Regions from separate parts of the Mus musculus genome. Here region 2 is linked to region 1. The links are chromatin loops, found by intact Hi-C in ENCODE. Cell type or tissue: heart. All regions are shown on one strand. Links, peaks and the distances in the headings refer to the core of each region. The heading gives the core; the rest is flanking DNA.

Region 1 (15,697 bases), core at 1-8,000:
CAGACACAGTCACTATAGGCACCCTGTCCCCCTCTGACACCTGCATGGAGGTAACAGACCCCCCCAGAGCAGCCAGAGCTCCCAAAATGAGAGGGTGGGTGAATCTACCACACCTGTTACATGGCACAAACCCACATGATCGAAGCAATGCCCTGGCACTCAGATGCAATTACCAAACGCGTCCTGGTCACATCTGTTGACGTGACAGCACACATTCCAAGCCACATCTATTCACTCAAAAACGCTCAACAGCCCCACCCACACTTCACAGTACTGCTGTTCAAATGCTCAGATGCGCCTTCGCCATCGCTGGCACCATGCCTGGGCCACCCTCCAGTAGTCTATCAATGTCGCTCCACCTAAGCTGTTTGAGGAAGTACCACAGAATACACAGACGACACTCACTTGATCGTAAGGCTCACTGGCCTAACACTAACGGCTTCCTTGTTCCCATTATCCACAGCACAACCATTCAGTGCTTTAAACATCACCCAAATGGCTTGCTGGCCCCCAGCATTTGACCGCTGAGGCTCTGTCCAGTTCACTTAGTGACTGACCACTGCTGCCACCAGCACCAGGTGTGGCTTGCTGAGCCCTAGGGTTCTCTCCACAGTGAGTCTGGTGTTTAACCTAAGTCCACTTCCTTGCTAAGTATTTCCTATGGGCTGGGAACAATGAAAGGGAAAATGAGGGAAGGGAGACACTGTGTTAGTGAGGAGAGCCATTGTCCAGTGACACATGCAAAGATGGAAGGGTTAGCCGGGCAGCAGCGTGGTGGAAGAGCACACAGGCAGAGTGAACAACGGCAGTGTCAAGTCTGCCAGGTAGGGTGAGCTACGGGGCTGGACAGGAGGCCAGGAGTGAGGTGAGGTAGCCAGTTATTGGAAGGCTGGGACTGGTGGAAGGCACTGGATGGAGCATTCTGAGCTGGAGAACAACATGACTTCCTTGGTCCCAAGGTGGAGCTGGGTACAGGTAGCATGTAGGTCAGAAGGCACTGTGCCAGGCTGTGAAAGCATCCTAAACCAGGAGTAGGTGCTGGGGCACCAGGGGAGGGGCTTTCCATGGGACCTAAAGGGAGACAGCAGGAGCCGGGGGTGGGGCTGGGGGGACTGGCACTTTAGACAGCTGGCAGAACCCACTCTTGTGTGAACTACAGAATACAAAGTAGCTGCCAGGGGAAACAAAAGGCCATCCGTGTTTAACTGAAGTAGAGAATGGCAGGGACATCTTACCCCAGACAGGGACAGCCTGGGCCAAAGATGAAACGGAAAAACTACCTAGCACATTCACCAAAAAAGCAAAAGAAACGGCCAGGGCTGGAGAGACGGCTCAGTGACTAAGCACGCAGGCTGCTCTTCCAGAGGACCAGGGTTCAATTCCCAGCACCCACACAGCAGCTCACAACTGTCTGCAATTCCAGTCCAAAGGGATCCACCACCCTCTTCTGGCCTCTGAAAGCATCAGGCATAAACATGGTGGGACATACATGCTGGCCAAATATCCATGCAAAACAAACAAACAAACACACACACACACACACACACATAAGAAATTGTCAGGCTGGACAGATGGCTCAGTGGTTAAGAGGACTGGCTGCTCTTCCAGAGGACCTGGTTTCAATTCCTAGCACGTCTGTAACTCCTGTTCCAGGAGATCCAACACCCTCACACAGACATACATGCATTCAAAACACCAATATATGTAAAGCAAAAACAACTAAGTTATATATTTTTTAAAGTGTTTAAAAAAGCAAAAAGAGCCAGGAGGTGGTGGCGCACGCCTTTAATCCCAGCACTTGGGAGGCAGAGGCAGGTGGATTTCTGAGTTCGAGGCCAGCCTGGTCTACAAAGTGAGTTCCAGGACAGCCAGGGCTATACAGAGGAACCCTGTCTTGAAAAAAAAAAAAAAATGAATGAATGAATGAAAAGAAAAGAAAAGAAAAGAAAAGAAAATTGCCAAAGGAACTGGAGATAGCTAGTTAGTGAAAATACATAGGAAGTGGCTAAAGCTATGGGAAGGGCAAGCATCTCAGCAAGATAAAAATATGAGACTCTCATGTCATCTATTCTCGGTTGGGGACACCAGACTCACAGGCCCAAGGGAGTTAAGAACACTTCTCCAAATATACACATGGAAGAGAGAGACAAAGTTCAGCTCAGTAGATCTTAACAGAAATGTCTAGTGGTGGACTCAACTGCCTTGTAAGACAGAAATAGTTAAGTGTAAGTTACAGATCTTCACTCCATTCAGTAGTCTCTGAGGGCTGGTGAGATGGCTTAGCAGGCAGCCACAGGTCGGTCACTGGGTTCAAGTCTCCAGTAAGGGCTGGGAATGACAAGCGGTGCCTATTACCCAAGCATCAGGAGGCAGAGACTGATCTGAGAGCTCACTGTCCAGCCTGCTTAGTCAAAATGGCAAGCTTCAGGTTCAGTGAGAGACCCTGGCTTAAGGGAGTGAGGAGTGTGACAGAGTAGGTGACCCGATTCTACACGTCCACAGAAGTGTGCACAACCTCACATACATGCATATTTCCCACCACCCCCAATACCAACTAGCCTTGTGTTGGTCAGCCAAAACACATCCATCAGGCCTTAAGGGTTGATGGGTATGTATCTATTTGTATTCTTATGACCTGCAGAATGACTTTTTACAGCAATCCATGTTAATAATGTGACAAATCTTTGTACACAAGCAAGTCAAATCAAGAGTTTCTTTATCAGGACCCTTGTTAGAGAAAACCCCCTTCTCCAGAAGCGAAATGTCTACGGGTGACATTTGGCACTCTATCCTTAGCTGTATCTTTTTGACGGATGAAATCTCCGAGGCCCAAGCTGCAATTAACATTTTCCTCTACTATACTTCGAAACTCACCCCAAGACCCAGAACATGCCCAGGAACAAGAAGACAGCCGTCTCCTGAGCCCCCCCAATCCCATTTCGAGGGGCGACGCGCGCCCTTACCTTCCACCGACGGGGAAAAGATGATAAGGTTGTCATAGAGGAACTCCCCGTACTTAATGAGGGACAAGCTGGGGTCATCTGCGGTCTTGAAGGTGAGCTCAAAGCCCCGGTCTGGAGGAAAGAAACCCGGAACCCGGTCAGGAGAGGAATCCCTGCTGCAGCCCTCGGAGGGGGCTGCCGTCTCCGCCCCAACCCGGGCCATTCCCTCGGCTCTGCTCGGCGCTCACCCTTCAGGCTGCGGAAGAACAGCGAGTGCGTGTCCCGCACGTTCAGGTTGTCCAGCAGCACGAGGGTGCGGGGGCCGCTGGCGCAGACGCAGCCGAGCACGGCCAGCAGCAGCCCGCAGAGGGGCCAGGCGCGGACGGCGAGGCGGGGATCCATCTTCATCTCCCAGCAGCCCAGGCCAGCACCTGGGCACCGGAAGCGTCCCTCGCGGCCGCCCAATGGCCGCTCGCAGCGGCGGAGTACCACTTGGAAGCGGTCCGGGTACTCCGTGGCCCCGCGGCCCACGCCGCTGCGGGGACGGACCAAGAAGCAGGGAACGCCACCGGAAGTGGCCCTCCGGAGGCCGAGTCTCTGTACCTTATTGGCGAAACGCACTTGAGGCTCCGCCTCCCCCATGGAAAAGGGCCAATCCAAGAGAGACAGCTCCGTAGCTGCTGCCAATCAACAAAGCCGGGCGCCCTTTGCCTCCGCCCAGGCTAGCTCCCGCCACATCTCTCAAACTCTCCTCTAGCGTCTCCAGATTTTCCGTTTCCTAGGCAGCCGCCCCTTTTCCCCCAGGACGCAGTTGTCATTACCAGGACCAGATAGGGGTGAATTCCTCGCCTGTCGCTAGTCTAACGGGCTCGGAAGCAGGCCCTTATCTCTTGAGAGCAATGAGGTGGGGAAATAGGCTCTGGCCAGGCCCGAAACAGGGTGGATGGCCAAGGAGAAGGTTAGTGATCAAAAGGCTCTTCACAACCAGGATTGGTGGCTCGTGCTTTTAATTTCAGCACTCGAGTGGGAGGCAGAGGCAGATCTTTGTGACTTCGAGGCCAGCCTGGTCCACATAGTGAGTCCAGGCCTGCTGGGGTCACATATTGAGAGCTGGTATAATGCGGCGGGAGGGAGCAACTTGGCTGGCCGGCCAAGGTGATCCCCTGAACAATCAAGCCACGCGACAGACCTAGTGTAAAGACGATTTATCGTCGGTGGAAGGGAAGGGGACTTGGGACGGGGTAGAGACCGAAAAGGGGAACAGAGAATGGTAGAGAAGAGGCCAGCTGAGAACATCTGGGGGGAGAGAGGAGAGAATAGGAGATAGGGAGAGAGGCAGGTTAGCCGAGAGGAGTCCTTACACGCCTGGCTCGCACCTGGCTGGCGGCTACCCAAGCTGCTGCGTGGTGCCTAGCGGAATTGTCTATAAGCCAACATGGGGTGCCAGCAAGATGGTTCAGCTGATAAAGGTGCTTGTTTGCCACCAAGACTGACGTCGTGAGTTCAATCCCTGGGCCCCAGACGGTGGAAGGAGAGAACGGCCTTCTGCAAGTTGTCTTCTGACACACACACACACACACCAACCCAAGATTCAGGACAGAAATAAAACGTAGAGGTCTAGGGATGTGTACTTCAGTGGGTAAGATGCATGCATTATCTAGATTGCAGGAAGGCCTGGGTTTGATGCCCAGTATCATAGAAAACTAGGCATGGCAGCTGGCAGCTGTAACCTCAGCACTCGAGATACAAACATCAGGATAATTAGTGCAAAGTTGTCCTCAGCTACATGCAAGTCCCAGGCCAGCTGGATGTGACCGTCTCCATATAATAATTATCGTTCCTAAACTTCTCTGAAGCCCAACCACACCACTCAGTGACACTGACTTTAGGGATGTGCCATTGTTAGGACACCCTTTCAAGGTACCCACCTACACCTCTCCCTATAGCTTCAACCGCCTCTGCTCTCTGCTCTGAGTACTGCCAACCTTCGCACACACCCTTGAGTTGCCCATCTGCACCTGTTGCCCTTTCAGCTCCCTCCACAGGTGCCCGCCCTCCCCAGGACTCCCACCTGAGATCTGTATCTTTGCTTTTCCATGGTGGTGGGTGGGGCTTTATTCCCTCAGAAACCTGAGCAACCTCCCCTGACTGGTGCTACTGCAGTGGCCTTTGGTAGTCTGACCCTGTACCCTGGCTGCTTCAGTGAAAACTCCTTGGCCCAAGAGTAAGTAAGGCCTACCAAAGTCTCTGGTATAAGGAGGAGGGCAGAGTAGCTCAGTACAGAGCTAGCACATACTCTAACCCTTCACAGAATACCACGAAGTGGGTGCAGCTCTCGTTTATCGAGGTGGTGAGGAACTGTCAGCTCCCTTGACTGTGGGCCCACCGAGGTCATGCTGGAATACAGAGGGGAGGGCTGTCATGGCAACCTGGATTCATTTCTGGCTATGTCAGGACACAGTTCCAGTTCGGGTCCCTGAAGCCTGGCAGGACAGCAGTAACCACACCTGCTGCACAAACCTGAGCTCAATCCCCGGAAGCCACCGTGGATGGAGAGAAGCCATCCTGGAAGCTGGCCTCTCTCCTCTCCGTCCAAGCATCACGACACATGTCCCCAACTTAGGCACACACAATAAAGGGGGGGAGTGTGCTTGGGTGGTTTGGGGAGGTACTTGGTGGCTGGAGACACTTGCTGCCAAGCCTAATGACATAGATTCAATCCCTGGGGCCACATGGCAGAGGGAAGAAACTGACTTCCACAGGTCACCATCCAACCTCCACATGCATACCATAGCACATGTGCCCCCATAAAAAATATTTATATACACACACACACACGTGCGTACATATACATACACACACACGTGTACATATACATATACACACACACATATATATACACATACACACACGTGTACATATACACACACACACACACACATATATATATATATATATATATACACACACACACACGTGCATACATATACATACACACACACAGAAGCTGGAGAGAGAGCTCGATTGGCAGAGTCCTTGAGAAAAGATACCTGAGGTTGCCTTCTGATCTACACACATGCACACATACACATGAATACATACATACATACATACATACATACATACATACATACATGGACACAAATACACACACTACAAACCAGGCCATTTCTGCCTCAGCAAGGCATGGTTCTGCTTGTATAGTCACTTGTGCTGGTGACAGAACCTCTAGAGCTGCTGCAAGCAGTGACCCAGTCTCTCTACAGGATGGCAGGGCAGGCCCCAGGAAGCATCAGAGGGTTGGGAAAGGGCGCTTATTCCAAAAGGCAGTTTATTGGGCAGCTTTCTGTAAATCACCTTCTCTGGACTGCTGTCCAGCCAAGGGTAGGCTAGGCACAGCAGCTGTCTCCAGGTCCACTGTGTGTCACAGGTTCCCTTGGAAGGGGCCAATCACAGAGGCCCAAATCTTAAGTCACCAAGATGTTGAGTTTTGTCCGTGTGGTTGGCAGCTTCTGTGCTCTGTATGAGAATGCCTGGGGAGATCGGTGGGCATCTGAGCCCGTGGAGGTAGACCCACACTGGCTAGTGTAGGCTCAGTGGCAGGCAAGTCAGTAGGGACATTGGCTCCTGTGAATAGCTGGAGCAGGCCTCTCTCTGAGAAGTGTAGTCCAACTTCCACAAAGCTCAGGCCCTGGGCCAAAGGGAGTTCTCTAGGGAATAGGGAAGGGAACGTGTCTTCCCAGGGCTAAGATCCCCTTGGGCTTGGGGACACTGTGGAGTAGGAGAGAAGAGGCCTGGTTGGGGCTTTGCAGAGAGGACTCGGAAGTTTCTTGAAAGCAGATAGCAGCAGGCAGCTGGATCACAGAGGCTCACCACCGAAGCTGTTTTTGCTTTTTTTACGCTTGGCTTTGGAGAAGGGGATGTCAAGGGACTCTAGGCGGAAGGGCCGGGGCTGGGGCATTTCCGGGGTCTGGGTGGGCGGCAAGGCAGAGTTGTTGCTCAGAGAGGAATTTAGCCCCGGTGGTGAGTTGTGATATGCTATGGAGAAGAAGCAGAGGGCACCAGTGAGCAGGGACAGCACCACACGTGGAAAGCAGAGGGTCTGACAGTACCTGCCTGCCTGAGGCCCTTGCTCTGCAGCTAGGACCCCTCTAAGGATGCTCTGCTGGGATCTCAGACTTAGACATAGTGTCACTTCTGAGTCCAAAGGGTAGGGAATTGTAGGCTGGTTTCTAGTTGAGCTGAGGTCTGAACCCTGGAGGTGATAATTCACCTTCATGACCCAGTAGGAGTTCCCTCATGCTCCTGGAACTCTGGCCCCTGCCTAAGTTACCATCCCCCCATCCCCCACAAGAGAAGCATGGTCAGTAGCCACGTAGGCAATGGCCCAAGCTTCTGACCTTCAGGCTAAACTCCTCCCCAGTTACCTAGCAATAGTAAAGACCATAAAAAGGGCTGTTCAGCCCCACCTCGCTCTCTTACTTCTCGCTCTCTTGTCTCCCTCTTACTCCTCACTCTCTCCCCCTCTCTCCTCTCCCTTTGTCTTCTCTCCTCTCTTTCTCTGTCTTCTCCTCTCCTCTTTCCCTCTTACTCTCTCTCTCTCTCCCCTCTCTCTCTCTCCCCCTCCCTCCCTCCCTCTCTTTCTACCTTCTCTCTCGCTCCCTGCATTTTTATAATAAAGCTCTTAAACCACAGAGAGTCTCTGCTCCATCAAGATCCACTGCGCACTCTGGTCAGTGTTGGGAACCTCTTCCCTCATCCCTCTCTCCAATAACCCTGGTGGCTTTAGCAAGGTAGCTCCGGGGTCCCCAGGTAGGGCTGCCCCTGGCCACCCCCTGAAGAGTGGGATAAAGGAATGCCCACCCAGGGATGAGTGGAAGGTAGTTAGCAGCCCCCCCACACCTGACTGACCAGAGAATAGGTGGAACTCTGGCAGGGTGTGGGCCTTTTCCCTGCCCCCCTCTTCCCCAGCCCCCCCCCTTATTTTGTTCCCAACAGTGAATTGGAGATTTAAAGTCTCTAACTGAGGCTTCAGCCTGGTACCTAAGGCAGAGAAGCCTGCGCACAAAGAACAGTCCAGCATCTCCTACCAGTGTCAGCTCTTAAGCCTCAGTTTCCTCATCTGTTACGTGGGCACAGTGGCAGCCCCTCAGTGACTTCACTGGCCTTTCCTCTTCTACCCAACTTCACTCACTCTGTCTCTGGTTTCAGTTTAGAATGTTTAAAAAATTTAGCATCAGTTTTATAAAGATTTACTTTTTATGATATAGATATTTTGCCTGAATGTATGTCTGTGTACTATGTGTGCACTGTGCCTACAGAGACCAGATTAGGGCATCAGATCCCCTGGAACAGAAGTTACAGAGGGCTGTAAGATGCCATAGTGCTGAGCCGTCCCTCCAGCCCTAAGGTTTGCTTCTAATGAATATTTTACCAGAAGCCCCATGGGTTCTGTTTTTCCAAAATTCTGTTACATTCATCCATGTGTTTGTTCCACAATGCCTGTAAGTGGTTAGAGAGCAACCTGTGGGGATCAGCTCTCTTTCTTTCTCCACATGGGGCCTGGGGAATCAAACTCGGGTGCTTAGACTTGGTGGCAAGCACCTTTATGCCGTAAGCCATTCCACCAGCCTCTGTTTTTAGTTTTAAGAGAAGAGTGAAGTTATTTTCCAATTCTTGGAACTGTTTTGCTCCCTTGGCATAGTCTCCTTTGGGGAAAGCTACCATAACAGTTTCTGAGGAAGCCTGACATGCGTACCCCCATGCAAGGGCCTGTTCATGTGTCCAAGACCCTCTCTTTGAGCAGACAGGAGACTCTGTACTGAGGTTAATTTTTAGAAACTTTAGATTTGTTGTGTGTGTATGAGTGTTTTTGTCTGCACGTATGTGTGTAAACAACATGTGTGCAATGTCCAAGGAGGTCATAAGAGGACACTGGATCCCCTGGAACAGGAGTGATGGATGGTGGTGAGCCACTATGTAGGCGCTGGGACCTGAACCTGGGTCCTCTTAACCACTTAACCACTGAGCCAACTCTCAGCCCCTGTGAAGGTTAATCTTATCAACTTGGTTGTATTAAGGACCATGCAACGAACATCTCTGGGTGTGTCTGGGTAGGTTCCAGAGTTGAGTAGTCTATGGGATACCTGCCCTCCTGAGGCCCTCACTCTGCAGCTGGGACCCCTCTAAGGATGCTCTGCTGGGATCTCAGACCTAGACCTAGTGTCGCTTTTGAGTCCAAAGGGATGACTCAGAAGTGATACTATCCTTCTTCATATTGCAAATGAAGAAGGGAGTAACACCGTGTAATAGGCTAGAGGCCTGGATGGATCAGAAAAGTAAAGTGGGGAAGCCCATATTAAAAGCTTACTGGTTTCCATGGTTACCATGGTGGCCACCATGATGTGAGCAACTAAGCAGGTCCCCACTGCTATGGTCCTCCCCCTTGGTCTCTCACACAAAGGAGAAGCTGTAGGACCAAATCGATCTCTCAATCTTCTCCTTTAGAGACAGGCTCTCACATAACTGGCCTCAAACTCTCTCTGTAGCCAAAAGTGACCTTGAACTTCTCAGCCCCTTGCTTCCACTCCCCAAGGGCTGGGGTTACAGGCAAGCAGCATTGCAGCCTGTTTTATACAGTGCTGGGAATTAAACCCATGGCCTAGAGCACACCAGGCAAGCACTCTGCCAACTGAGCCACGTCCTGGCACTCCTTTAAGGAGCTTCTCTCAGATATTCATCGTAGCAGTAAACGGGGACCACAATGACCTATTATGTGGCCCCATTTCTCTGCTCTCCTCCTGTAATCCTGAGAAGTGGAGGCCATGCCCCTTACTTCATAACTGAGCAAGCTGAGGCTTACGTGGGGGAAGGTTTTCATGCCTGAATCCAAAATCATCCCCATGGCATATTTCCCAGCAGGTATGGAGGAGGAGAAGCCCCAGCGGGTAGGACACTCACTGAGGCTCTTCATGGGGTCCGTGCTGAGGATCTGGCTGGCCCGCTTGGAGCGGAAGTAGTTGCTAGCGATATTCTCACTGTCGCTTCGGCTGAGCATCAGCTTATACCTGTCTTCCTCCTGCTGAGATTTCAGAACCTCTTGAGGGACAGCCACGGTGGGCCGACCCTAGAGCTTGTGGGGATGGGTGGCACCATTTGGTGCTGGACATCTCTTGGGGTCACTCCCATGACTCCTGGGGTGAGGACCCAGGCAGCTTGGAGCAGGGAAGTCACCGCCTCCCCACCCCTTCCCTCCCTGAGATGAGAGGTATATGTGCCTTCCTCCAGCTTCACCAAAGGCAAGCGTGACAGAACTACACAGCCCCAATCCCTCCATGTACACACAATGCAAAAACAAAACAACAGCAAAAACTCCACTGCCAGCTATTTGTGGCCAATACTTCTTCCCTTTCTCTCCTGGGAAGAGGGAAGATCTCTTCTCTTCTCTTTTCTCTTTTCTCTCTTCTCTTCTCTTCTCTTCTCTTCTCTTCTCTTCTCTTCTCTTCTCTTCTCTTCTCTTCTCTTCTCTTCTCTTCTCCCCTCTCCCCTCTCCCCTCTCCCCTCTCCCCTCTCCCCTCTCCCCTCTCCCCTCTCCCCTCTCCCCTCTCCCCTCCTCTCCCCTCCTCTCCCCTCCTCTCCTCTCCTCTCCTCTTCTCTTCTCTTTTGTTTTCTTTTTTTCCCCAAGACAGGGTTTCTCTGTATAGCCCTGGCTGTCCTGGAACTCACTCTGTAGACCAGGCTGGCCTCGAACTCAGAAATCTGCCTGCCTCTGCCTCCCAAGTGCTGGGATCAAAGGCGTGTGCCACCACTGCCCGGCTTGAAGATTCTTTTTCTTTTCTCTTCTTTTCTTTTCTTTTCTTTTCTTTTTTAATTATTATATGTAAGTACACTGTAGCTGTCCTCAGATACTCCAGAAGAGGGCATCAAATTTCGTTACAGATGGTTGTGAGCCACCATGTGGTTGCTGGGATTTGAACTCGGGACCTTTTGGAAGAGCAGTCGGCGCTCTTAACCACTGAGCCATCTTGCCAGCCCGAAGATTCTTTTTCAAACTGGCTCTCACGAGCTTGTTTTCCTCGGTCTGGATCTTTTACACCCGGTAGCTATTTCTTCCCATTCAGGTGGGACAGAAGTCCCAGGCACAGATGTAGGACCCAGGCTAGCACTAACCACTGAGCTACATCTTCCTGAATGTTGGAAGTGGTCCAAGAGTAGGCATGCGACTAGGCAGAGCCGATCTCAGTTCTCAACCTCCCTAAAGCTGGGGCCCTTTGATACAGTTCCTCATGTTGTGGTGACCCCCCCAAAACTAAATTATTTTTATTGCTACTCTGTCCTGTAATTTTGCTACTGTTGTGAATAATAATGTAAATATCAATATGCAGGGTGTATCTGATATGCAACCCCTGTGAAAGGGTCACTCAAAGCCCAGAAGGGCCTCCATCTCGTAGGTTAAGAACCACTGGCTGTGTAGCTGCAAGTCGCCATAACCAGGCCTTGGGAAGAAAGCCTGAAGCTGGCTAGCTCAAGGGCAAAGATCCAGGGCAAAGCGCGACACAGAGCCCGGATGGAGGCCCTAGATCCAGCCATGCCTGAACCCCATTCATCTGTGTGGATCAGCGAGGTCTCCATTTTGTGTTGATTGCATCTGTCACTTTGTTACTTGGAAGTAAGTGTGTTCTGATATCCCCTTGCCGAAGTCCCAGGCTAAAAGTGTTTTAAAGCTTTTTCTTTCTTAGGCAGTTAAGCCACTGAGATAAATGCAGCCTTAGGCCAGCCGGAGACACAGTAGGCAGTCACTGTGAACTGCTGTAGTGGGTGTTTGGTTGGAATAGACTCCCACTTTGTAATTTTGAATGCGGGACCTGAGGGTTCTGGTGCCTGACATAGTGGTGGAAACAGGTCCAGGCTCAGCTCCTGGCTTTTGTCCCCAGGCAAGATAAAGGCAGCCTGAGACTTCACTGACCCACTTTGTGGGCACCTCCACCCCCACCCCAACCTTCTATTCCAACCCTCCGGCCTTACCATGTGTGGCTCCCCACTGTCTACTGCAGAGGTTTTTCGAGCTGGCTTGTTCTGTGTCCCAGTTGGAACTGCTACGAGAAAACAGAAACTGAGAAACCAGAAGAAAGGTGCCTGAGGGGCAGCCCTGCCTGGGGCGGGGGCAGGCCTGGCTGGAGGCAGCAAACAAGGGACACTTCCCAGCCTAGCCAAGGGATGAGGACGAGAGGACTCAGCTAGAGGAAGGGATGCCACTGCTCCCTGCTGGACACCAGGTTAGGACTTGGGGGGAGATTGCTACTCATGAGAAACGGAGCTGGCTGGAGTTTTAGTCGGATGATTGGCATCTATGGCTACCCATCAATTCTGGGATGGAGGTATGAATGGACACGGATCAGAAAGAGGGCTGCAGGGTGCCATACAAGAAAGTGGAAGTACACACATGTACATGTACATGCACACACACACACACACACACACATACACACACACACACACACACATGTGCATGCACACACGCACACCCCTACCTCTGAAATGACCATAGTTATGTTTAGCTGGAAAACGATCCACAGAAAATCTGACTTTACTCTGAGATTCATCAGAATTGAATGGGTTCTTTGTCAGGCTCAGAGAAGGACAGTGGTCTTCATAAAAGTCACACAGGAAGTCAATGGCCAAAGCAGAGACTGAACCTTGACCTGCTGGTGTCTATGGTCCCGTCTAACTCAGGGCTCTGGCTGTGAAGCTGATCCTATAAGACTCCATTTCGTTTTTCTTTGCTTTGGTTTCATGGTTGTGGTGTTTGTTTGTTTGTTTGCTTGCTTGCTTTTTAATGTGCACCAGTGTTTTGTCTGCATGTTTATCCCTGGAACTGGAATTACAGATAGTTGTGGGTGCTAGGAATTGAACCTAGTTGGGGGGTTACCACAACATGAGGAACTGTGTGAAAGGGTCCCAGCTTTAGGAAGGTTGAGAACCACTGCCTTTAGCCATCCTTACACCAGAGCTTGTGGAAAGACTGAGACTGGCTCGGCCTGGTCACATGTCTACTCTTTTTTTTTTTTTTTAAGATTTATTTATTTATTATATGTAAATACATTGTAGCTGTCTTCAGACACTCCAGAAGAGGGAGTCAGATCTCGTTACGGATGGTTGTGAGCCACCATGTGGTTGCTGGGATTTGAACTCTGGACCTTTGGAAGAGCAGTCGGGTGCTCTAACCCACTGAGCCATCTCACAAGCCCACATGCCTACTCTTGAACCACTTCCAACATTCAGGAAGAGCAGCCAGTATTCTTAACTGCTGAGCCATCTCTCCAGCCTCTGTTTCATGTTTGTTTGTTTGTTTGTTTTATTTTTTTGAGGCAGGGTTTCTCTGTATATCCCTGGCTGTCCTGGAACTCACTTTGTAGACCAGGCTCTGTGTGTGTGTGTGTGTGTGTGTGTGTGTGTGTGTGTGTGTGTAGTATGTAAATGCCTGGTACCCACAAAGGCCAGAAGGCATCATATCCCATTAGAGCATGAGTTACTGGCAGTGTGAAATGTCAGATGTGGGTGCCAGGAACCAAACTCTGGTCCTCTGCAAGAGCAGCATGTACTCCTAACCACTGAGCCACCCTCCAGCCCTGCAGCATGTACTCCTAACCACTGAGCCACCCTCCAGCCCTGCAGCATGTACTCCTAACCACTGAGCCATCCTCCAGCCCCTGTTCTGCTTCAATCTAGAAGTAACGTCTTACATAAACCCAACTTTCTATGTAGCCAAGAATAACCGTGAACTTCCGATCCTCCTGCCTCCACCTCCCAAATACTGGGATGAGAGGCATGCATGACCGTGCCTTGTTTGGAGATCCAGTTTTAATCACGATCCTTTGTGGGACTATCAGCCGTGAGAGAACCAAGCACTCATTCTGTGCCAGGCAGCACTCTGAGGCGTTTACATGCCTGAGCACACTACAGGCCTCACAGCAGCTTTCAAGAAGGGGCGATCACTATCCTCAAGTCACAGACGTCACCGCCCCCCCCCCCCCCGCCACTCACACACACACACACTCACACACACTCACACACACACATACACACACACACACACACACACACACACACACACACACACACACACACACACACACGTCTGCCTCCAAAGCACAGTTCCTCAGGGCCCCTCAGGGACAGCACGTGGGTAGCACCCACCGCTTGCAGGAAGAGGCCAGGCTCTGTCCCTCCACAAGGTGGCCAGCTGCTGTCAAAGGGCAGGGGGGGGCGGGCAGGGGGGTGTCAGGGAGGGGAGGGCAGGGCAGCTGAGTTCCTGACCTACTGGGAGGCTGGTTTTCAGTATGATGGGATCTGGGATCTTCCAGAAGCCATTATCCTCATCCCAGCTCGACTCTCGCCTGATCTTCTCCAGGTTGCTATAGTTACAGTCTCTGCGGATGAGAGGCTGCACCTGCTCCAGGAGTTGCTGGAAGAGCATGGAGTCCCGCTCCTGCCGGCGGATGGTTGCCAGGTAATCAATCTTCTCCAGCTGGAACTCTGACTGCAGGTCCTTGATTTCTACCTCTGCTGCCCGGAGCTGAACCACGGAGAAGGGACAAGCGCTGAGTAGCTCCTCTCTGCCCACTTTGTCCCCAAAGTGCCCCCCCAGCACCCCCTCACCAATGGCTCCCCAGTTCACTCCATCCACACTGTGTCCAGCGTCCGGGCCTTGACCCGCCATGCACCACCCTCCCTTCCAGCATGTGATAAGCACTTCCTGTATATCCACAGTCCTTCGAAACCCCAGCCTTCAACCACACAGCCCTAGCCTCGGCCACCATGCCCTATTCAGACATTTCTCCTGGAGCAGCAGAAGAGACATACAGCAGGCACTGAATAAATGCTCGTGTGAAGAACAGAGGGTTGCCAGCTGTTAGCAAGGACTGCTGATGCCCAGCTGGTCCATGGAGCCAGGAACCTGAGCCAAACAGGGCCTCACCTGCCGCAGACCCTCTGGGTCCCTGGTCTGCGAGGAACGGGATTACTTAAGCAGATGGGCTAAGGAGTTGGATGAAATGACAATCAGACACACACAAGAAAGGTGTTGGATCTGAATGTAATGTTCTGGTTGAGCTTCAGACTTATATTACAACGAATTATCAGAAGATACAAATCACAAAAGACAAGATACACTGAAATTCACCAGTTACAGCAGAAAGGAATTTGCAGGAACTAATTAAATGTTTACATTAGGGATAACAAGCCCTGCCTAGGATCAGCCTAATGCCAGGCAAGAATTTCACACTTTTGGGTTAAAAGCATCAGGGGGTTGTTAACTCTTGACGGGCCTTAAGAGTAATGTGTTATCACGGAGCTCTAAATTTTTAGGTCTAGTAAAACTTATCCTGTCTGGAGAGTTCCCCCTTATCAGGGTAGTATATCAACTTATTCTTGACATGGAATGTAGCCTGTAGTAAAAGATTTCTATCTCAGTGAGACTTTTAGTCTCTTTCTGCAGACAACTGAGTTGATGGCAAGTGCTTTATTGTTATATGGTAGAGCTTAATAAGTTACTGAATAGGTTAAACTCCTTGCTGCTATCTGGAATCTAAGAACACTGGGAAAAGGCTTTAGCTATGTTAGAATATAATCTTAAAAGGCATTTACTATAAGGTAATGCTTAATAGAGTGCACGTGAATCTATACACTAGACTAACGTGGTGGAAATTTGAATATTATGGGTTAGGGAAAGAAATGCCATAACTCTGGGAGGAAAA
Region 2 (15,697 bases), core at 4,663-12,662, 310 kb after region 1:
AGCCAGAAGATCAGAACAGATTGCTAGAGTTAGCATGAGGTCAAACTAACTCAGGAGAGAAAGAAGCAAGATTGAATTAGCATGGAGAGGAGTTTTGAGCCAGAACAGCTGAGCTGAACCAGTCAGCCAGTGCTCATAAAGAACTAGAAAGGGTGAGCTTATTCAATAAGTTTCAGAGGCTGGAAACATTCTAGGCCTAGATGAGATTGTACAGAGGCTAGAAGCTACCAGGACTAGGCCTAGGTTAGCAGACGAAGGTAGTAAGCCTCGGAGAAAAAGTTAGCTTGACAACTCATGGCTCTAACTTGCTCAGACCTTAACTCCCCCCACCCAGATGCATCATAAACTTCAATACAGAAAAGCAACCTGAGGCTGCTTAAACTCCCAGGTGCAACTGCGGATGCGCTCTAACTCGGCACCTGGGAAGGCTCTCCCTCTTCATCCCCCTTTTTGCTATCTCCCTTTCTCCCTCGTATAAGGATCTGCCTTCAAACATTTGTTTGATTTGGCTTGGTTTGAGACACGGTCTCATAGTGTAGCCTGACTCCAGATCTGCCTGCTTCTGCCTCCGAGCACTCAAGATTTGACAATTTCTTGAGGGAGTGGCTTAAGAGAGCTGAGCTGCTGGCCAAGCACAACAGCCTCAGAATGCCAGCTGCTAGCTATAATGGTACTCTGCTGGAGGCCTTGCTGACTCTGGGACAAGCAGAGACCCGAGCTAAATCCATCAGAGGACCTCCATGTTCTTAGGCTCAGTGAGGGGAAGACAGCCTACTTGTCTAGCAGTATGCTGTTGTGAACTACTTCAAACCCTAGACACCATGGCTGTGTTCTACAGTACTTGGCATGGCTTCTCTCAAATGCAGCAGAGTTCTGACTTCCTCCCAGGCCCACACACATCCAGCCAAGTAAGAAGGCCACCACCGGCCACTAGTCTGCTCACACACCACCTTTCACAGGCACAGGAGACCCTGGAAATGTAACTAACTTCCCTGCATATCAGTACCCTTGTCTGTGAAACAGACAACACCTACCTTATTAGAGGCCTTGGAAAACTTAAATAGAATCCTGCATGTATGACATCTAGCAGCAGATACTGAAAATGAATATTATCCAGATCTAGTTATCAGAGAGGGAAATAAAAAAAAAGAGAGTGAAAATTACACACTTCACCACTTCAGACCAGCTTAATGTCCATGGAAGAGAAGATTTAAAAAGGAAAAAAAAAGGGGGGTGGGACAACAGGAGTATTGCAAAGATAGAAAGAACACTCTTTTTTTTTTTCTTTTTTTTTTTTTTTTTTTTTTTTTGAGACAGGGTTTCTCTGTGTAGCCCTGGCTGTCCTGGAACTCACTCTGTAGACCAGGCTGGTCTCGAACTCAGAAATCCGCCTGTCGGGCTGGTGAGATGGCTCAGTGGGTAAGAGCACCCGACTGCTCTTCCGAAGGTCCGGAGTTCAAATCCCAGCAACCACATGGTGGCTCACAACCATCTGTAACAAGATCTGACGCCCTCTTCTGGAGTGTCTGAGGACAGCTACAGTGTACTTACATATAATAAATAAATAAATCTTAAAAAAAAAAAAAAAAAAGAAATCCGCCTGTCTCTGCCTCCCAAGGGCTGGGATTAAAGGTGTGCGCCACCACCGCCTGGCTGAAAGAACACTCTTGACAAAGGAGCCAGAGACACAAGTCCTCTTCTGGTTGACACAGGTCTCTAGTTCTGTTTCTAAAAAGAACCTACTCTGTCTCACTGGCTTTTACTGGTTGCCCCCAAACAGTAAGATGATTCACCAGAAATGTGTCAGTAGCCCTGAATCACACCCTGTTAGGAATACTGTATTCCTAACATATGGGAAAAACTTTCTGCTCAAATGGGCACATAACTCTAGTTTATTCATCCAGAATTTTCTGTAAGGTGGGCAGCAGTCTCAATATAAAGATATGGGATGTTAATGGGGAACCCAGGAACCCTCTGAAAAACTTCAGCATGACAGTTTTTTATGAAAACGTCAGTTATTTTGTCAGCCAGAGAAAGGATGACCACTGTCAATATTCTCAACAGAGTCACCTCAACCTCAACGGGGAAGCTGAGCCAAGCACACCGCAAGACAAATATTCTCAAGCTGTGACTTCACCAAGCACAAGTTTCCAGCGGGTTTGTTAAGAAACTCTCAGCATACTCTCCTTGCGTTTACAACTGTTCATGTTAGCTTTCTGTCTCCTTCCAGGCCTGCCATCCCATCTCCCCCTCAGCTAGAGACCAGCCATTGACTATTTCCAATCAGTGTGGCCATTTCTCCTTCAAGTGGCTGGGGGGAGGGGGGGGGGAAGGTTGTCCTGCAGTGCAAATCTGATGCCTGCTTCCAGCTTCAAGTTTACATGCAATTCCTGTGTTTTCAACACACCTTGCATTTCGACGAACACGTGAACACTCAGTACGAATGAAGGACACCTGGCCATGCAACGCCTTCCAACACATTTTCTAATACACTGCTTAAGCTAACTAATTTGCAGCAACTGTACCCACACACACCCTGTAAGGCAGTGGAGTTAAGCCATGGGAAGAGCCAACGCCAGCTCTGTGCTCTAACTCCAAGTGCTTCAACGGCACTGACTTACTGCACGCAGGTGTCTGCATAAAACCCAAATTCCCACATGCCCTGCAGTTTGAAAAGCAGAGTTGCTCTACTGGGTTTCTGACCTCTTCCAGTACCAGGTGACAACATTTTCCCGCTGCTGCGTTCTGAGCCGGCCGTAGCCCACGCTTCCTTTACTATCTCGATAGATGCTTATTTAGCTGTGCGATCTTGCCGGAGTAAAGCAGGAATTGTAGAATACATCAAGTATAAAATGTCAGCCGCCATGACATGGGGCAAAATAGAACCTCCAAGCAGCACGGCTGGCTCCAAGGTTGCCATGAAGGGTTTAGAATAATCTTCTCTGCAGAGAACACCTTATTCCTTCCTGTTTCCCAACTGCATCTTCCTTCTATTTTAAAGAAAAGATAAAAATCTAACTGGAGGTCCAACCACGACTTCCAAGTTGTAACCAGCTTCAAGTTTTTCCAGTCCTTCAGCTGTGAGCTCTAAGGAGCAAAAGCATACTTGGGATACTCAGCACCCCCGCTCTGTATCCAATGAAGCCACCAACTTCACCAAGCGCTGTCACGTACAACACTATGATCCCTTACTTGCTGGTCTGTCTGTCTGTCCAGAACACACAGTGTGCAATCCCTCTGGTTAACTCCCTAACAGCTTAAAGAGGCAGGTAAGGAACAACTCACTTGGTCCGGAGACAGAAACCTACCAACACAGACAGACCATCAAGAAAAACAACCCTAAAATTAGAACGGAATTCGAAGCAAGTATGAAAGTGAAGCTAGGTAGACTGAAGCGACCCAATTCTACCCCGAAGCAGGCTGAACGGCCGACCTGCTCCTTCACAGGCCAATAGCTGCGCATGTGGGTCAGAAGCAACTGGGTTCTCCATGAACACGCAACATTCTCAGCCGCGAGCAAGCGAGAAACTGAACAGAACTGGGCAGGGTCAGAACATTATGAAATCACTCCACACATAGCACTGGAGCACTAAGATGTGGACTAACAATATGTAAAGAACACAGAAAGAACGCTGGACAGAAAACAAACAATGACCTGAGGTGACCCAAGAAGGGGAAGTGTTTTTCCCTTCTCAAAGTAATTGATACAGACAAGAATCAAACTACACAGAAATGACTAGCCCCAACACCACTTACAAGTCAAACACAAGAACCACACAGCACTGGGAACATCCAAAAATCATTTGTCCATTTTTCACAAGTCCAAGGATGGGGGGTGGGGGCGGGGGAGATGATGAAATGTTATTCTCAGATAGGTAACAACACCTCTGCTTGCCCATCGATGGTAACGCACACCTTTAATCCCAGCATTCAGGAGGCAGAGGCAGGCGGATCTCTTGAGTTCAAGGGCAGCTTGGTCTACAGAGCAAGTTCTAGGGCAGCCAGGGCTACACAGAGAAACCCAGTGGGGATCCAAAGGAGTATCACCTTCCTTTACTCCATAGGAGCTGTGAATTCGACGTTTTATTCTGACTTAAATACCAGGTACCAAGATTTTTCAATCAAAGCTGCCCCAACTTCTATACCATGAAATTAAGACACATTCAAAACTAAGACCCTTCCTTGGGAGCCCTGGTACCCTCCAGACACCACCCTACGGAGCAGCAAACTTACTAAAGCCCTTTAAAAAAGATATACAGCGTTAACACCAGTCTTAGAAGAAGTGAGACTTCTGGGGGTACTGGGTAATGTGAGTTAACTTCCTCTTCCTTTAGAAAGGTCAAAGACAGGGAAGCGCCCAGTGTAACATTTCCTCCTTAGCCGGCTCCACCACAAGCCACAACACAACTCTAATTGCTTAAAAAAATAAAATACGATAAAATAAAATAAAACAAAACACTAGCGGGGGGGGGTGCTTTTTGTACACTTGCAGTAAAGACTGAAGACCCAACTTACCTCAGGAATGAGCTGATTCGTTTCCAACAGAAAATTTAGCAATAAACTTTGCTATGAATCCTAAATAATAATTAGAGAGGCTACCGAGCCCCGCAGAAGGCAGGGCCTCCCAACAGTCAGAAAAGCCTTGCCCGCAGGGCTGGTCCTAGGCACCAGCAAATTCTGCCCAAGAAAGGGGAGGGAGCAGCCAAGGGCAGGGTTCCCCCCAGATCCACAAGAGCTGCAGAGGCACGGCCCGGTGGAGCTAGTAGTGTTCACGGTACCGCAGAGGGTCCCGGGGTCCCCAGCAATGCTGTCACCGGTGCACCCCAAAAGCTCGGGTCAAGCCGGGAGCAGAGCGGCTGCCCGTCCCTTTTCTGGCCGGGCTATGACGGCAGGCAAGGAGGTTCCCACCGAGGGTCGCTCTGGACCGCCGGAAGGTGAAAAGGATACTGTTGGGGCGCCGGGGTCTGGAGGGCCCTGATGTTCGGGTGAGGAGGGGCCGCCGCTGCCGCTACTGCCGCCGCCGCCGCCGCTGCCGCCGGATGAGGAGGCGGTACCGCCGCCGCCGCCGCCGCTCCGGTGCCGGGTCCGGTTCCTGCTGCAGCCGCTGAGCCTGATTTCAGAGCCGGTTTCTGCGGTAAACTCATGGCAAAGCGAAGCCACCAACCCCCCCAGAGCGGGACCGGGCGCGCCGGGGTGCAGGGGCCGGGGGCAGCGGAGGGGCGGGATGGGGGCAGACCCGGGGAGGCGGCGGGAGCGGGGGGCCGGGGGGAGGCTGGGAGGAGGAGGAGGAGGGGGCCGGGACCGGTCACACACGCCCTCCGCCGCCGCCGCCTCCGCCGCCGCCGCCGCGGGCAGCAGCAGCCGCCCCGCGGGCCAGCACCACCGGCTGCCGGTCTCCGTGACAACGCGACCCCGGGGAGGGGGGGGCCGGACCCGGCAGGGGCAGGAGGCGGAGAGACCGGACCTTTCACGGCAATATCCTCATGGGCCGGCGGCGGGGGGTCTCTGTCCCCCTCCCCGGGGGAAGCGGCGCCCTTCTCGGTAGCGGGGCTCGGGCGATGCGGACGGATTTTCTTCACTCAACGAGCAGAGCATCCAACATGGCGCTGCGGCCGCCTCCAGCAGTCCGGCAGGACGGCCGCTCGGAGCTTTTCGGCCCTTTTCGGAAGGACTCGGCAGACCGAGGGTGGCAAGCTCTCTCGGCTATTTCCGGAGACCGCGAGCGGCCGGGCTTCTTCGGGAGCGCTCGGGAGCGCCTTCGGCCGCTGTTCGGGAACGCCGCAGGAGCTGACACTCTTTCTCGGGAAAGATCGGTGATCCGGGACGGCTGAGGATCTCCGCGGCGCGGTGCGGAGCTGAGGGAGAGACCGAAGGGCACGTCTGTAGGGAGAGAGCTCAGCCTCGAAGAACAATAGTAACGGCACCCGAGGCCGCGGTCCGTCGAGACCTGCCAAGCAAGCGTCGAGAGGCGGCGGAGCGGAAAAACCGAGGCGCTGCGGAGGGAACCGCTAAGCCAGAGCACAAACCGACAGTTAGGAACCCGCCCGCCTCAAGGACTTATTAACATAACAGATGCCACTCGCCGGCCCTTGACGTCGCCAGCCATGGGCATTATGTCGACACGTCGTCCTCAGATGCCCAAAGTGCGAAATGGAACGAGGAGCCCCATTTTGCAGAGGAGGCCCCGGAGAAGAAAAGTGACTGCCCCAAGGTCGCCTGGCTGGGAAGGGATGGAGCGGATTCAGAAACGGGATCCCACCTTCTCTAGGATGAACCTTACCCTTCTAGGATGCAAAATGGCCTGCCTTGCCAGAAACTGACCCTAAGCTCTGTAGAGTGGATATCTTCCCACAGTCTTCCCCAAGACTGGAGGGGCCTTTGACTACAACCTGTAGTCGGCTGCCCATCTTCTTTTGCTTGGCTAACTCCTGTGGATAAGGTCTCCTCCCCCCACATCCATTCACACTTTGCACACCACACCTGCGCCCCTCAATAGAGGCATTGTCCCCAGGACACAGTAACATTGACAGAAAAGGAGTCGCAGACACCTCCGAACTGTGCAGATATGGAGTACTGCATTAGCTCATATAATCCCAAGAAATAGGTAAATACCTATTCTTACAAATGAAGACTCTGGGGTCCAAAGAAGTTTAGCTATCATCTACACTATTAAAAAAAAATTTTTTTTGAGGCAGCTCAAAGCTGACAGGAGACTTTGCCAAGGTCACATGACCAACGTGGACAGAGGTAAAATTAGTGTCCTGTGTCCTGTGTGCTTGAGTTGCAAACGTTAGGACCCAAGTGCAGACTCCAGAATTCACTCAGGAAAAGTCTGGTGTGCGAGAGGTGTATACAGTCCCAGCATTGAGGTGAAGACCAACAGTTCCCTGAGGCTCACTGGTCACAGCCCACTCCATCTGATGAGTTCCAGGCCAGTGAGAGACCCTGTCTCCAGAATAAAAGGTGACAGCACCAGAAGAAGACACCTGAGGTTGTCCCCTGGTCGCCATACACATGAACATACAAACAAGATTAGTGTCCTGACTCCTGCTACATTGGTGGGTTTCAGAGTTGGGGTGGTCGTTGGTTTCTCTGGGTTTGTTGGCTTGCTTGCTTCTTTTTGAGAGAGTCTTAAGTAGCTCAGGCTAGCCTCATCTCTCCACGTGCCTGAGGATAACCTTGAACTCCTGCTTGTCTTGCCTCTACCCTCCAAGTACTAGAATTATAGGCACTCACCACCGGGCCCTTAAAAAAAAAAAAAAAAAAAAAGCTTTACATGTAGTGGGTGACAACCCCTGGGAGCCCCAGATGTTCTCTGTAGGCTAAAAGCTAGGTGGCAGGCTCCCCCATTGCCTCATTGCCTCTAGCTACCTGAGCCTCCACTGCATTAGAAGGAAAGCCGCCTTCCATCTCTTGACCAGGCACAACAGCTACTTCCTACTCTGGCATCCTCCACCATATGAAAATTTGTTATACCAGGTTACTTAAGTGTGGATTTTCCACTCCTCTTCAGGCTTGACTAACTCCAGGAAAGACTCCCAAGTGGTCCTTTCTCGGCCCCTGGAGTCTCATTTCAGATTCTGAGAACCTGAGTCTCGGGCATCTTTATCCCAATCAAAATCTGTTCCCAGCAGAAAGATCCGACTTCCCCGTTTACTCTCCGCTGATAACAGATTGATAATTGCCTAATTGTTATTCTTTTCTGAGCTAGCTTCCTTTTTTATCTTAATAATAGCTACAAGCATCATGCAATTAGTATGTGCCGGGGGGCCTTTGCTAAACATTTTGCGAGCATTATCAACCTCAAACAGGACAGATCCTGGGCAAAATAATGTTAAAGTCTAGATAAGATTCTGACCTCAGGCAATCAAGCAGGAGGAGCTGGGAGAACAGAGTCAAAGAGACAGGCTCTCTCCATTCACCCAAAAGCACGACCTTAGGGCCAGGGCTGTAGATCAGCAGTTGAACAATTATCCTCTGTTCACTCCTTGCAAAGCTGACCCTGCAGTCACGGTTGAGTGCTCACCTACACTTGTATTTGAGTACAGAAATCCGACCCTTCTAGACACACCCACATCCTACAGAGCAGCAAACACTAAACACCTACTATGTGTAGACACCTTTCATAGGTTAACTCATCCCCCCTGACAGCACTGGAAAATTCGTGGTACACCTCATTCACCCACAAAGAACTTAAGACTCAAGGACATCCAAAGGCAATCTGTATGACATCTAAGAGGAAGGCCTGGGCTTCGAACCCAAGGACCTTTCAGACACCTTGCCCTCAGCATAGCAACCCTATCATCAAACATAGACACTGGCAAGAAAATCTGATCTGGGGCTGAAGAGAAGGCTCACAGGTTATGAATACTGGCTGCTCTCCCAGAGGACCCCTGTTCAATTCCCAGTCCACGGGGCAGCTCACGCCTTTGAAACTCCAGTTCCAAGGGATATGATGCCCTCTCCTGGCCTCCTTGGGAACTAGACACGTACATGCACAGATAATAGGTAAAACACCCTTATACATAAAAACATTTAAATATCTGATTTCAGCACCTTGTCCACTAAGCTCTCCATGATGGTGTCAAAACAGCTTAATAGGTGAAAGCCCCTGCTGTCAGGCCTGATGGCCTAAGACTCCCCAGGCCCCACTCGTGGAATGAAGGTAGCAGAAGCAGGCCAGTGTGTGTGGTGAGAGCTTAGTTGCCAAGAGATTAAAGTGGCTACTAAGGTTAAAAGAAGAGCCCCAGAGCTGGGCCACAGTGATGCATGCCTTTAATTCCAGCAGAGACAGGCAGATCTCTGTGAATTTGAGATCACCCTGGTCCATATAGTGAGTTCCAGGACAGCCAGAGCTAAAACAGAGAAACCCTGTCTCAAAAAGGAAGAAAGAAAGGAAAAAAAAAAAGAGCCTGGTTTATTAAAGGATCTTGGATTTAGGCTAAATCTTGAAGGCATTTGGTAGTAGAAGGAGGAATTCACAGTATTCAATTCATGAAAGGCTCTTATTTTTATTAAATAGTGGGGAAGGAGGAGTTATGTGTTTATGAATGCTGATACCCACGGAGACCAGAAGAAGAGACCAACTCCCCTGGTGCTGGAGTTAACAGGCTTTCGTGAAGCCACCTTACCTTAGTGCTGGGAATTGAACTCAGGGCTTCTGAGTTCATAAGCTGTACACACTCTCTACCACGGAGCAGTCTCTCCAGCCCCTAGAGAACATTTTTAATCTCCGTGAGCCTAAGTTTTCCTCCTCTGTGAAACCCGCTCCACCTCCTGGGGTTTGGGGAATAACAGGGAACACTTACCCAGGGATTCCCTGGCACACAGTAATTTTTTTTGGTACACTTTACCCATTATGATTCATTTCTGCAGAGACATTTCATTGCCCTTTAAAAATCCCTCTGATGTGGCAAGCACTCAGATGGGCTATGAAATTTGAATGACTTAATTGTAAATTGCCAGAGGATTTTATGTTACCCCACAGGAATCCAGACAACCCAAGGCCTCACCACATAGAGAGCAGGGCCAGAATATCCTAGAACACGCACAGCGCATGCCCATGAGGAGTGCGGTCGCTTTGGGCGGCTGTCTGCTATACCCAGAGCCCACAGCAACCTGTGGCAAAAACCTGAATTCCCTATGAGCTGAAAGTACACTCATGGATACTCTCAGGGCATTGCTACATTGCTGCTGGAGTAAGTGTGAACTGGTACTGGGCTCAGAGGGCCCTTACATTTCTTTTTGCTTTTTTCTCTTCCTCCTCCTCCTCTTCCTCCCCTCCTCTTCCTCCCTTCCTCTTCCTTCTCCTCTTCCTCCTCCTCCTCTTCTTCCTCCTCTTCCTCCTCCTCTCCTTCCTCCTCCTCCTCCTCCTCCTTTTTTGATGCAGGCTCTCCCTGTGTTATCCAGGCTTCCCCTCTAACTCCTGTACCCCAGCAATTCTTCTGTCTCAACCTTGTAAGTAAATGGGACCAAAGCCCCCTCCCCACACGTCCCGCCCGTACGTTCTAGAAGCCTTCCTTCTTTCCTTCCTCTTCTTTCCTGCTCTCCTCCCCAGTGTTGTGGTAAACCCAGGACCTCATGCATAGAAGGCAAACTACCAGGGACCTACAACACCAGCTCTGATTAATTTCCCCCTCCCATCCATTTTTGGTTTTTGAAACAGAGTCTCATTCTGTGAGCCCAGGCTGGCCAATTCCTTTCTTTAGCCCAGGCTGACCTCTAACTCAAGATCATCCTCCTGTGCTGGGATCACAGGGCACAGCCAATACACATGGTTCCTTCTTCTATTGATGTAATTTGTTCTGTTGGTGGCTTCTGTTGTTGTTAGTTTGTTTGTTCGTTTGTTTTGGAGATGGTATTACTATGAGACAGGCTACAAATTGACAGTTCTCAAGCTTCAGCTCCTAAATGTTGCAATTATGAGAGAGAGAGAGAGAGAGAGAGAGAGAGAGAGAGAGTGTGTGTGTGTGTGTGTACAAGTAAAAGCCACTATGTCCATGGAGGCCGGAGGTCAACATCAGGTATCTTCTATTGCTCTCTACTTATTTTTTGAGACAGGGTCTTTCACTGAACTTGGAGCTTACCATTTCAAAAGGCCAGCAGGCCAACAATCCCCCAGCTCTGCCTGTCTCCACCCCATCCCCCACCACTGTCCAGGACCATTCAATGAATGCAGATAAGATCCAGAGTCAGGCTCTTATGCCCACACCGTACTTTCCTTTCACTTATTGGTCCCCACAGCGCCTTCATTCCTCCTTGCCCCTCCCCCAGCTGGGTCTTACCGAGTAGCCCAGGCTGGCCTCAGACTCCAGAGAGCTGGGGCTCACAGGTTCACCCATCATCCCTGGCTCCAGTCTGACTTTTTTATTTCCAAAGAGGACTAGCCTCTTTTCTCTCTCTCTCTCTCTCTCTCTCTCTCTCTCTCTCTCTCTCTCTCCCTCTCTCTCTCTCTCTCTCTCTCTCAGATTTATTTATTTATTTATTTATTTATTTCATGTATGTGTATACACTGTGGCTGTCTTCAGATGTCTTCTGGTGAAGAGGGCATTGGATCCTATTACAGATGGTTGTGAATTCCCATATGGTTTCTGGGAATTGAACTCAGAACCTCTGGAAGAGCAGTCAGTGCTCTTAACCACCAAGCCATCTCTCCAGCCCTAGTCTGACTGTTTTGAGACAGGGTCTCACTATGTCACCCTGGCTGTCCTGGAACTCACCATGAAGACCAGGCTGGACTTGAAATCAGACATCTACCTGCCTCTCTCTGCCTTCTGAGTGTTGGAATTGAAGATGTGAGCTACCACATCCAGCCCCAGTCTCATTTTATTTATTTATTTACTTACTTACTTGTTTGTTTGTTTGTTTGTTTACTTATTTATTTTGTTATTGTTATTTTGGGGACAGGGTTTCTCTGTGTGGCCCTGGCTGTTCTCAAATTTGATCTGCAAAAACAGGCTGGCCTCTGCTGGGCAGTGGTGGCACATGCCTTTAATCCCAAGACTTGGGAGGCAGAGGCAGGCGAATTTCTGAGTTTGAGGGCAGCCTGCTCTACAGAGTGAGTTCCAGGACAGCCAGGGCTACACAGAGAAACCATGTCTCGAAAAAACAAACAAACAAAAAACCCTATATAAAACAAAGGAAAATTTAAAATTATTTTATGTGAACACATATGTGCCTGAATGTATGTGTATGCATCAAATGCATACAGAAACCTGTGGCGATTGGAAGGGAATGTTGATTCCTCTAGAACTGCAGTTATAGATGGTTGTGAGCCACCATGTGGGCGCTGAGAACTGAACCTGGATCCTCTATCCTCTGCAAGAGCATCAAGTGCTCTTCATAGTTGAGCCATCTCTCCAGCCCTCTCCTCTCCCCTGGGACTTCTTCCTTTCTTCCTTCCCTCCCTTCCTCCCTCTTTCCCTCCTTTCTTTTCTTTCTTTCTTTCTTTCTTTCTTTCTTTCTTTCTTTCTTTCTTTCTTTCTTTCTTTCTTTCTTTCTTTCTTTCTTCCTTCCTTTCCTTCCTTCCTTCCTTCCTTCCTTCCTTCCTTCCTTCCTTCCTTCCTTCCTTCCTTCTTTCTTTGGAGACAGGGTTTCACTGTGCAGCCCTGGCTGTCCTGGACTCTCTTGGTTGTGTGTGCCACCACTGCCTGGCATGATTTCATAATTAAAGCCCGTGGGGCTTGGTTCGTGGAGTCTTGATGATATAATCTTTTAAAAAACAAAGCCCTTCTGAAAGTACATTGGGGGCTGGAGAGATGGCTCAACGGTTAAGAGCACTGACTGCTCTTCCAGAGGTCCTGAGTTCAAATCCCAGCAACCACCTGGTGGCTCACAACCATCCGTACTGAGATCTGACGCCCTCTTCTGGTGTTTCTGAAGACAGCGACAGTGTACTTACATATAACAATAAATAAATCTTAAAAAAAAAAAGTACATTGGTACTGGAACTATATGGTCGTTTGTTTGTTTGTTTGTTTTACTGGAAGAGCTGGCTTTTTGGCATAAAACCCAGCCATGTTAATGCCAAGAACACCATCTCTATTAGCCACAGAGGTTATGTGGTTATGTCATGAAATTCATCTCTTCGATACATGCCAGCCTTTGCCAAGAGCATGCTCAGTGTGAGCCATGATGGCCCAAGATCTAAGTCCGAAAGTATAGAGATGGGAGCCCAAAGGAAAGAAAAGCCACCAGCACCTGGGAGCCAGAGGTAGGAGGATCAGGAGGTCAGGGTGGGCCTCAGGTGTTCATGGTGGTCCAGGCCAGCCACGTGACACTCTGCCTCATACAACAAGAGGAAACAAAGCTAGATATAGGCACACACTCTTGTAATTCCAGCCCTTGGGAAGTGGGAGCAAGAAATTCAGCTGTTCAAGGTCCTCCTGGGCTACACAGTGAACTGAGGATATAGCCTGGGCAAGAGACCCTGCCCCCAAAACCAGAGAACTGGGGGGGGGGGCGGTTCAGCAGACGGAGCACTCGCTGCACAAGTATGAGACTAAAGTTCGAATCCAGGTAGAAGCTGGGTGGATCTGGCTGCCTAGAGAAGCCAACCCAGTGAGGCAGCCTGCCTCAGTAAATTAGAGCATGATTGTATACACACACACACACACACACACACACACACACACACACACACACACCACATACACACACACACACACACACACACACACACACACCACACACACACACACACCACACACACACACACACCACACACACACACATACACACACACCACACACACCACACACACACACACACACACACACACCACACACACACACACCACACACACACACACACACATACACACACACACACACACCACACACACACCACACACACACACACACACACACCACACACACACACACCACACACACACACACACATACACACACACACACACACACACACATACACACACACACACACACACACATACACACACACACACACACCACACACACACACACACACACCACACACACACACACCACACACACACACACACACATACACACACACACACACACACACATACACACACACACACACATACACACACACACACACCACACACACACACACACCACACACACACACACACACACACATACACACACACACACACACATACACATACACACACACACACACACACACACACCACACACACACACCACACACACACACACACACACACACACACACCACACACACACACACACCACACACACACACCACACACACACACCACACACACACACACACACACACACACACCACACACACACACACACACACACCACACACACACCACACACACACACCACACACACACACCACACACACACACCACAGAGTAGGGGGACAAAGACATTGAGATTGAGGTCTGATGTTCTTCCAGAGACAGAAGGGCTGCAAGTTTGAGACCAGAGTGAACTGGGAGGAGTGGGGAGAGATGCAAACTTGCCTTCTAAAGTTGTCGTGGATAAGAGACAAAACATCACAGACACCACTTGCCCCAAGACCGTCAACATCCCGCTACAGAGTCCATGGTTGAAAGTAACAGATGAGCCCATTTTCTTCTTCCTTGTCTGGCAAGTCACTCGGCATGTTCTGATGGCAGTGGCTGCACCAGAGGACAGGGTGACCTGTGGCCTTGCTGGCTCCTGGCTTCCTCCCTTGCCCCACCTTCATCCCGGTGAAAGGTCTTCTCTGACTGGCACATCCCAGCTGGAATCTGGAAACCCTGAGTGGTCCAGCCTTCCTGTACCTTTTTTTTTTTTTTAAGATTTATTTATTATTATATCTAAGTAAACTGTAGCTAGCTATCTTCAGATGCACCAGAAGAGGGTGTCAGGTCCCATTACAGATGGTTGTGAGCCACCATGTGATTGCTGGGATTTGAACTCAGGACCTTCGGAAGAGCAGTCAGTGCTCTTACCATTGAGCCATCTCATCAGCTCCCTCCTTTGCCTTTTAAAGAATATGAGGCCATTTAAATATCCTGCCAAACTGGATGCCTTATAGGAAGACCCTGGATTCAGAGCTGCCTGTGTCTAGTGACGGCAGGAGGAAGCTGGATTTCCAGATGCCCACAGCTGGTGCCAGGCTCCAGGCAGGCTCCAGTGATCCGATCTTCGTGGGAGCTGGCTTGGCACGCAGGAACTTCCTGACACCGGGAAAGAGGCGGGGGAGGGGCAATTGCTATGCTCTGTCTTTGGACATCAGCGGCAGAATTAGTTGTACAGATGAATGCCTTTTGGTCTCCCCAAATCAGCGACTTCCTTCCTCTCTCTCTTCTTTTTTCCCCTCCACCCTCACTGCAGGCTTCTTCTCCTAAGAAAGTACCCGGTGCTAGGCGCTCAGTATGGATGCCACCTAAGTAATACTGCAGAGAGTCAGTCCAAGTTCCTTAGCTGAACGCTGTGGCCCTGCCATGTCTGCCTCCTCATTTAGTTTTTAAAGATTTATTTATTTATTTATTTATTTATTTATTTATTTATTTATTTATTTATTTATTTATTTGGTTTTTCGAGACAGGGTTTCTCTATAGCCCTGGCTGTCCTGGGACTCACTTTGTAGACCAGGCTGGCCTTGAACTCAGAAATCCACCTGCCTCTGCCTCCCATATGAGTACACTGTCTCTTAGTCACAACAGAAGAGGGCATTGGATCCCATTGAGCAACCACATGGTTGCTGGGAATTGAACTCAGGACCTCTGCAAGAGCAGTCACTGCTCTTAACCACTGAGCCATCTCTCTAACCCCCTGGCTCCTCGTTCTTACGCTTCTCCGCCCACACTCTGAACATCCCCTCCTCTCCCCCCAAGACTTTCCATCCATTCTCTTCTCCCTTCCATACTCTCCTATTCTGGGAGTACTCATGAGCTTATATCTAACCTTCAACACCCAAGTCAGAGCCAGTACAGTGGCTCACACCTGCAGCCCCATTACTGGAAGGGTAAGGAAGGTTTGCTAAGACTCTCGGACCAGTTTGGACCACATAGCAAGTCCTAGGACAGCCAGGACTACATAGCAAGAACCGTTCAGGAAAAATAATTAAGAACCAAAACAAATTAATAACTTAAGTGTTGTCTTATGGAACAAATTTGGCTCAGACCCTCTTCTCCTTATTATTATTATTTTTTTTTTTTTGGTTTTTCGAGACAGGGTTTCTCTGT

The links. A loop is a pair of places that touch in the nucleus more often than their neighbours do. Peaks named below come from ENCODE experiments on the same cell type or tissue, not always from the same donor. Only the 100,000 strongest peaks of a DNase experiment are listed, where the experiment ranks them.
Region 2: it touches region 1 in a loop (2.1-fold over the local background); 2 of 42 quality-filtered maps call a loop at or near these places.

What each region holds. Positions count from the first base shown.
Region 1 is chr4:138,292,532-138,308,228 of GRCm38, reverse strand. Kif17 (kinesin family member 17) reads right to left here. Exons shown (of 15, transcript NM_010623.4): 12 at 14,259-14,517; 13 at 11,967-12,034; 14 at 9,903-10,023; 15 at 6,256-6,980. The coding sequence ends at 6,802. Ddost (dolichyl-di-phosphooligosaccharide-protein glycotransferase) reads right to left here and starts at 3,491. Exons shown (of 11, transcript NM_007838.3): 1 at 3,191-3,491; 2 at 2,964-3,074. The coding sequence starts at 3,350. In heart, for the core only: no CTCF peak of the experiment used is centred there; DNase peaks (open chromatin) are centred at 1,038, 3,568, 4,328 and 6,748; H3K4me3 peaks cover 2,876 bases; H3K27ac peaks cover 1,863 bases.
Region 2 is chr4:137,983,395-137,999,091 of GRCm38, reverse strand. It overlaps Eif4g3 (eukaryotic translation initiation factor 4 gamma, 3), which reads right to left and starts at 5,636. Exons shown (of 35, transcript NM_172703.3): 1 at 5,465-5,636; 2 at 4,948-5,110. In heart, for the core only: a CTCF peak has its summit at 8,489 (motif pointing left); DNase peaks (open chromatin) are centred at 4,751 and 5,661; H3K4me3 peaks cover 1,816 bases; H3K27ac peaks cover 2,133 bases.